2 separate regions of the Homo sapiens genome follow, and region 1 is linked to region 2. Evidence: read pairs that join two places in POLR2A ChIA-PET (ENCODE). Cell type or tissue: A673. All regions are shown on one strand. Links, peaks and the distances in the headings refer to the core of each region. The heading gives the core; the rest is flanking DNA. Region 1 overlaps LOC105372130 (a long non-coding RNA gene). Region 2 has its middle 160 kb from the start of LINC03069.

What was found. Peaks named below come from ENCODE experiments on the same cell type or tissue, not always from the same donor. Only the 100,000 strongest peaks of a DNase experiment are listed, where the experiment ranks them.
Region 1: POLR2A ChIA-PET joins it to region 2 with 6 read pairs; 2 of 35 experiments call an interaction of 5 or more read pairs at or near these places.

What each region holds. Positions count from the first base shown.
Region 1 is chr18:55,765,816-55,770,218 of GRCh38, reverse strand. The region is part of intron 2 of LOC105372130 (a long non-coding RNA gene); the gene reads right to left. Among named protein-coding and RNA genes, the nearest start is that of LINC01415, 14 kb to the left of the region's middle. In A673, for the core only: no CTCF peak of the experiment used is centred there; a DNase peak (open chromatin) is centred at 1,778.
Region 2 is chr18:56,347,101-56,351,503 of GRCh38, reverse strand. No RefSeq gene overlaps it. Among named protein-coding and RNA genes, the nearest start is that of LINC03069, 160 kb to the right of the region's middle. In A673, for the core only: no CTCF peak of the experiment used is centred there; no DNase peak of the experiment used is centred there.

The DNA.
Region 1 (4,403 bases), core at 116-4,115, 580 kb after region 2:
GCCTGGCCAATACAGTGAAAGCACGTCTCTTACTAAAAAAAAAAAAAAAAAAAAAGCCAGGCATGGTAGCGGGTGCCTGTAATCCCAGCTACTTGGGAGTCTGAGGCAGGAGAATCACTTGAACCCGAGAGGCAGAGGTTGCAGTGAGCCGAGACTGCACCACTGCACTCCAGCCTGGGAGACAGAGCGAGACTCCTGCCCGTAATCCCAGCTACTTGGGAGGCTGAGGCAGGAGAATCACTTGAATCCAAGAGGCAGAGGTTGCAGTGAGCCGAGATTGCACCACTGCCCTCCAGCCTGGGACACAGAGCGAGACTCCGTTTCAAGAAAAAAAAAAAAAGAAAGAAATACTAATTGAAACCACAATGAACTATCACTTTTCTTCCATTATTTCATTGTGAAAGATCTTTTTAAACGTGATAATAATCAGGATTAGGTAATATTATAGAAAAACAAGCACTCACACAATGCTGAGAGATTGTGAATTGACACTGTCTTTTTGAAGGGCAAATAGCCAGATTTAACAAAGTAAAAATATGCCTGCAATTCGACCTACCAATTTTATTTTCAAGAATTATAACTATAAATTGTTCCAAAAGATATAGACAGATGTTTATTGCAGCACTGTTTGTATCACTGCAGCATTGCTTATAATTTTGAAGAATGAGAACAAAAAAAATTGCCTATGTCAAGAGAGGACCCAATGTAGCTGAATTTTGAGCACAGAAGTGACAAATTGGAATTAGATATTAAACCACTTTTGCATTTTTAAAATAATTCCTACTCTGATGATTACAATTCCTTTACATTACTATATTAATTTGCTAGTACTATATTTAGAAAATGTTTGCATTTACACTAAAATTGTGCTTGTTAAATTTTTAACTCATTTCAGTATAAAATCATGATGATTTATTTATCTTCATTTATTTTCTGAATTTCACTTTGTTAGTTTTTATCCCTTTTCAACCATTTTAAGATTATGTGTGTGTGTGTTTGTTTGTTTGTTTTTGGAGGGAGAACAGCCTTGTGCTCAGTCAAAAAAAAAATTGTATTGCCTAACCTCTCTTACAGCTAAGTGACTAAGTTCAAGGCCATAAGTTACAATGGAAAGTTTGTGGGTACTTCAGGAAAGGCTTTTTAATGGGAACTAAAGCAGGTGGGAGGTATACCCATTTCTCCCTTTTCCTTCTTTCTTCCTCCTTCCTAGAATGTAAATGTTATGGTTGAAGCTCCAGTAGTTATTTTGGATGATGAAGTAATTTTGAGAATGAAAAGAAAGATGGTGGAGAAGAAAGAGAGATGAAGACTGAATCTTTGGTGACTATGAAGATATCTGTCTTCGCACTTCTTTTTAAGTGTGAAATGCTTTTGAATTTTTATTTGGTTTGCCAAAATGTTAGCTATACCTCATAGTCTTATATCATTTGAAAATTTGACAGGCATGCTTTCTTTGGCCCAACTTAATTTTTATTCCTCCAGGTTAATCCATTAATTAAAAACCTTTGGATATAATGATTCACTAACTATAAATTTCACTGACCATCCTCTTATGTAGTCAATATTTTATGTATTTTCCACCAAGGTAGAAACACTCTATCAACTACCTTACTAAAGTAAAGAGAGCCTAGATTTTTAAAATTCTCCTTAAATCTACCGGTGTTATAATATCTGGTCTTCATCCCAGGTTCTTGACAGGGAGCTTCGAAACCCTTGGAATTTCCTGAATGACAGGAATAGCTCTGTTACGCTAATGAGGTGACTCATGGTGAGACCCTAGATAGCTTCCGGATGGTGGCTGGTCACATGATTAGAGAATTGCGATTTTTGACTTGCCTGACCTCCAGGGAAGGGAGGGGGACTGGAGATTGAGTTCAGTCACATGGCCCATGATTTAATTAATCATGCCTATCTAATGAAACCCCAATAAAAACCAAAGCCCAGTGGAGGCTCCTGGTCAGTAAACACATTGATATACCAGGTGAGTGATAGGCCTACTCCATGGAGAGGGCATGGAAGCTCTGTGGTCCCTCCCAGACTTTGCCCTGGGTGTATCTTTTATAATAAAACTAACCATAGGTATAGTGCTTTCCTGAGTTTTGTGAGTTGTTCTATTGATCCCCGAATGGCATCATGGTGACCTCCTGGATTAGTAGCCAGTTTATCAGAAGCATGGGTGGCCCAGGAGACACCATTTAGAACTGGCATCTGAAGTGAGAATAATCTTGTGAAGGATTGAACCCTTTACTTGTGAGTCTGACACTAACTCCAGGTGGTTAACAACAGAATTGTATTGCAGTACACCCATTTGGTGTCTGAGTACTTCTCAAATTAATAATCTATGCAAAATAAAAGAAAAAACAACTAGGTTGTTTGTCTTGCTTAATTCTTGTAAACCCATCTTAGCTCCTACAATTATACTTTCTTTTCTAAATTAAGTCACCTCTGTAATGATGCGCTATGTAATTTTGCCATGAATCTTTATCAATCCCACCATGCCATAGCTTGCAAAACTCTCTATCATTTTACAAAGATTACCAGCTGATATGGAGATTTTATGTAAAAATCTTCAATTTGTAAGAAACATGAAATAATTTAATGTGATCGATTCACCCTTTTCCCAATTATTAGTTTTAGTTCCCTAGCTATAATGTTTGCTCTAGTTTTAAGCACGATTGCTGAAGAATAGTTCTGTATTTAAAAATACATTTTTTTTAGTAATTTGCATAAAGTGGTGATTCTCAACCAGGTGGTTTTTGTCCCCCACCTCTTAAAAGACATTTGGCAATGTTCGGAGATGTTTTTGTTTATTGTAACTGGGGAGTGGGGTGCTTCTGGCCTGTAGTGGATAGACGCCAATGATGTTGCTAATCCTATAATGCATAGGAAAGCCACCCACAACAAAGAATTATCTGGCCCAAATGTCACTAGGACCATGCCTGAGAAACCCTGCACTACGGTAACCTCAGGAGTAGAAGAGAAAGCGAGAACTTCATCCAGGTCTTCATGACTCCAGCTGATCTCAAAATGACCTCACTTTCTGTCTTTAAAGGCTCTCAACTTTTCATTTAAAGCAATTTTTACTTATCATCAGGATTTCCCTTTTAAGATCCACTTGCCTGTTAATAATCCCTCTTTTAGAAACTTTGGCCAAGGCATAGTATTTATTGTTTCTTTCACTTTTTAACATTTATTTTCCTAAAGTCTAAGATACCAAGGCTCTTCATGATTATGGTCCCAGCATGTTGTCATCTTTTCCCCCAGATTTCCAACACTTTCACATCACCCACACTTTTTCAGTGGTGAGAATGGAGTCATAAGGTAGTTACATCAATGATACTGAATTATCCAAAAGAATAAAATAATGCTCAACATGCTTCATAGATAATGCAAAAAGTGTCAACACTGCTACATACACAAAGCATCATCGCTTTTTATTATGCTTTTGTGTTTTTCTCTTAAGCAAGTGAAGTTTCAGATACCTAGACTCTCCTAATAAATGTTAGCCTTACTTCATGTAAGAAGACAGCATGATTTTAAAAACAGCAGGTATGATTTATATGGACAGTAGAGTCTTTTGTTCTGTCATGCATCTATTTAAGAAGGACCTAGTATAACTTAGAAAGGTACATTCCACTAAAGAAAGAGTAAAGTCACATCATGTTGGTCCTTTTGCTCGGCACTTCTCTCTTCTGCCACCATGGGAAGAAGGACATGTTTGCTTCCCCTTCTGTCATGATTGTAAGTTTCCTGAGGCTTCCCCAGCCATGCCTAACCTAACTGTGAGTCAATTAAACCTCTTTCCTTTATAAATTACCCAGTCCTGGGGATGTTTTTATAAGCAGCGTGAGAACGGACTAATACTCTGATCCTGTCAGCTGACCATGGCCATCAGATCAAGCCACTTACGAGCAGCATGCTGAAGAAAGAGGACCACAAGGTCAGTGCCAAGCGCTAAGCACAAGGAGAAATGCTGGTGCCACATGGAAGCCAGTGGCATTGCATTCGCAAGCACAGGTGAACTCTCTTGAGAGTGCAAAGTTGGAAATTAATGAAGAGTCCCTGGAATTCCTCCAGTCACACTGGAGGAGGATGAGCTGGAAAAACAGTGAGACTCAGGGAAACTGGTTGTCAGCATTAAGCATATCTAAATCAGCCTGGCCCCCTTCCATCTGAGCTTCTATACACATGACTCTACTTAATTCAATTTCAATTCAGTCACTTCGCGTCTACAACAAGTCAAAGGAAGTATTTCTTTTCTAGACATCTAAAGGACCACGATTATTTCAAAGTTATTTCAAGGTATTACACAGCCTTAATAATCAATTGAATGGCTGATTTTTTTTTTCTTTATCCAAGACCTAAAATTTTCTCATTAGATTTCAAGTTAGTAAGTCGAATCT
Region 2 (4,403 bases), core at 144-4,143:
TAATTTCCCAGTTTGAAGGTTTTCAACCATAATACTCCATATAGCAGTGTGAAGATTTTAGCTTTTTAGCAATAATTATTAAGAGGAAATCTTTCAACACTTTTTTTCTATGTTCCACTTACATTTATGCAGGTGTAGTTTGTACTATGGATTGCAGTGGCTCTGCCCTGCACAAAGTCCCAGCATGCCTCTACTATGAAGGAATGGTGGTACACTCTGGAAAGTTTCTACTGGTTTTATATGTAGCTGTTGATTATTGAGTTTTTTTTCACAAGTGTTTGTGTACCTTGTTTGCCAATTAATATTATAGCTCTAGAACTAGTTTTGTACTGATCCACCCATATATCTACCTTTTTTATGCCTTGTGTCAGAAATAAGTTGAGATGCCTTACAAAATATAAAATAAAATTATAAAGTAACAGTTACAGAAAATGAGATAAAGACAAAATAGTAAGAAAGAAGAAATAAAGCTAAGAATGAGTTTAGCAGGTCTTCTACCTATTCTAGAAGTAGGCCATAAACTCTAGTGGCTAATGCATAGAGAGAGAGAGAGTCAGAGACATCAAATCTTGGTCCCTTAAAGCCTTTGGCTTCCCCAGAAATAGTAAGGGGCAGGTACAGCAGGTGAGAGCAGGCCAGCTGTAATGTTTCAATATTCTTCACCAACCTGTTCAGCCAGAAGAGTTTGTTTTATATGGTGTGAGATTCCGCATAAGATTTAAGGTTTAAAAAGCATCCTTCACTAAAAGACATATTTGAAATCCAGAGAATTCACAGTGGTTCTAAGAGTCAAGCCAGCTTGCCTGCAGGTAAACATACCCATTATTTGTACTATGAATGGAGGGCAGTATCCTTAACAACACCTTTGAAGAGAATTGTGGCAGATAATATATGCTCCTAGCTGAAGGTTTAAGTATATTCTCCATCAATTTATTTATTCAACACAAATTTATCAAACACTCACCATGTGAATTGCTTATAGCATGGAGATAAGAGGTAGGTGGTATACGACTGAATAAAAAGTATGTTTTTGATTTTGAGAAATATTCTCTGAGATCAGTCATATGTGAATAATTAAACAACAATACAGACAGTAAGAGTAGAACCATCAAGATCAGACAACGAAAGTTTTGTAATCAGAGGAAAGAGAGTGAATTTTGCCACAGTTATCATAAAGTCTTCTTGGAATGAGACAAACCCGAGTTAACCTTTAAAGAATGTCCAGGGTTCAGATATATGGAGAAACGTGGGGAAAGCACACAGGTATATTGGTGTGCTGAACACACAGATCACCAGAGAGGAAATAAAATAGGAGCTTTTAAGAAAAGATGCTGCTGGGTGTGGTGGCTCAGGCCTGTAATCTCAGCACTTCTGGAAGCCAGGGCAGGAGGATGGCTTAAACCCAGGAGTTTCAGATAAGCCTAGGCAGCATAATAAGACCTGTCTCAAAAAAAAATGTAAATTAGTTGGGCATTGTGATGCATACTTGTAGTCCCAGCTACTCTAGAGGTTGAGGCAGGAGGTTTGCTTGAGCATAGGAGTCTGAGACTGCAGTGAACCATGATCATGCCACTGCACTCCAGCCTGGATGACAGAGCAAGACTCTGTCTCAAAAAAACAAACAAAAAAAGAAAAAGTGCTAAGCATGTGTATTAGTTTATTTCACACTGCTGATGAAGACATACACGAAACTGGGCAATTTACAAAAAAAGAGGTTTAACTGGACTTACAGTTCCACACTGCTGGGGAAGCCTCACAATCATGGTGGAAGGCAAGGAGGAGAACGTCAGGTCTTACATGGATGGCAGCAGGCAAAGTGAGAGAGAGCTTGTGCAGGGGAACTCCTCTTTTTAAAACCATCAGATCTTGTGAGACTTATTCACTATCATGAGAACAGCACGGGAAGGATTTGCCCCATGATTTGATTACCTCCCACTGGGTCCTTCCCACAACATGTGGGAATTCAAGATGAGATTTGGGTGGGGACACAGCCAACTCATATCAGCATGAGTTTTTGATAGGAAAGAGAGAGAGAGAGAAAGAAAGAGAGGATGAGGGAAGACGGGGAGGATTTACACCCTGTATGTGAAGACCCTGGGGTTTACTGATGTTCTACTGTGCATGATATGGCACCTGAAGATGCCAAGTGCTATTTTTCCCCATGGTGTAGAGAATTTATGTGTAACAGACATCTCAGCTACAGAAGGGAAAGAAGACATCCTAGAGTGGAATGAAGTGCACAAAGTAGGGCAAATAGCTTTTGAGATTAAGGCTATACTTACCAATAAGTCTAGTTCAATCACTCTTTTTTTTACAAAACTTCCAGCATTATTCCACATTTTGTAAGATGTTTGATTTTAATAAAGAGTCATTCTTTTGGAGGCAGTGTATTACATAAAAGAATACTGAATTTGCACCCCAGCTATTACTTGTATGGCCTTGGATAAGTAATGGCTTTTCTGAGTCTCTCCCTTTCATCATTTTCAAAATGGAGATAATAATGGATAATCTCCCTAGTCACAGAGCTGTAGCGAGAATTAAATCATCGTTGTATCTGTAAAAGCTGCCATGATTTACGTAGCTTAGAGTATCCCTGGGAGGATACACAAGAAACTAACTGATTGCAATATAGGTGGAGAAGTGATAAACTGGATAAGAGGAGCAGGGCAATAATGGTTAGAGAGGAGAAGGAAGACTTTTTTTACTTTTCACTGAATAGCCTTTGGACTTTCTTGCATTTTGTACTAGGAATGCTCATCACCTATTCAAAACTAAATAATAAATAAGGAATAGACTTAATTATCAGAAAAAATAAGATAACTACACAGTCATGTTATTATCTAGGTCAAGGATCAGCAAACTATGGCTCTCAGGTCAAATCCAGACTGCTGTCTGATTTTTGTAAATAAAGTTTTATTGGAACACAGCAACACCCATTACAAGTTATTTATGGCTGCTTTCAAGCTGGCCACTAAGTTACAACTTCAGACTTGATTAGTTGCAACAGGGTTGGCTTGGAGAGCCCAAAATATTTATTATCTGGCCCTTCCTGGAAAATGTTTGCCAACTCCTAGTCTAGATGTTATCCAATGCTTTGAAATTTAAAGCATCTTGTTCTCTTTTTTGAAAAAGTTATATTTTTATGTGTGCTTTCTTTTCTCTCTTTCTCTCCTAATGAAGGGGGACTGTAGTTGATACCTCTTTCCACATTCTTAGCACATACCAGCGTGCCTTCCACATGGTAGAGCTCAGTGTGTTGTTGATTGAATTTACTTTTCATTCTAATGAACTTGAGAACATTAATAGTTAATTTTGCCATGCTGAGTATATATAATAAAAATTTTCCTATTGAAATTCTATATAATTTCATTCATTTTTAGATGTAGTTTATTATTCTGGTTGTGGCTCAGAAATCTAGGCTTATAGTCAGAAAGTATTGCTTAGTGCTTTGATAACTTATGACTCCCTATATGATGCTGAGTTTGAGCTGAAGTTTCCATATCTGTATTCTGGGGATGATAATACCGCATCCTCCTTGCTCCACAGGGATGTTCTGAAGACACCCAGGGTAGAAGCACTGTGTCATTCAAGCATTCCTGATGGCTGGAGAGCCATCCTCAAAGTGGCACTGGCAAAGTAAGTTTTCTGACTCTTATTTGTTACAAAGGTAAAAAGATGTGGCTATGGAAATGTTCTCCATGCAATTAGGAAAAACAATATTTGCTAAGAGTAAACATGAGTGTTTACATTGATCGAGACTTTTCCTACATGTAGGGCAGTATCTTCATGATAGTCGGCTTTTACAGCATCCTGACATTGACATTCCCAGGAGTGCAGGCGTTAGCAGCACTATCCTTTCTCTGGACTCTGTCTGCTGCCATTAACCCATGCTCCATCCTCCTCTCCAATACTGCTCAAACAGTGGCCCTTTTTCTGAGTGGGAAGCTCATTAACAGGGCTAGGCTACTCACACTTCATACGGAATCACACGGATTGTGCTAGAGCCTTAAAATCCCTTCAGTAGGAGGTTCTGGCTCTTCACTTGCAACAGGTTTATGCTCATTTTGTTAATTCTGAAAATGTGACAAAATGTATGGGGATATTGCAACCAGCATGTGGAAAATCAAGTGATACCTCGACCTCCTGATAGACCGATACCGAAATATAATTAGAATGTGCATCATATAACCATGATGCATAGTGAGCCAAAAGGGGGAAAGGCAGTCAGGAGGGAGTATTTATTTTACAAAGGTAATTCCCAGATCTTAAAGTGATAGTATTGGACATCTTTCAAGTTTTGTTGCTGTTATGTATTTCTTCCTTCAGCACAAATAATATCTTAGACAAAAAGAGAATTGCAAAGATACATGCATGCATATGTTTGTTGCAGCATGATTCACAAT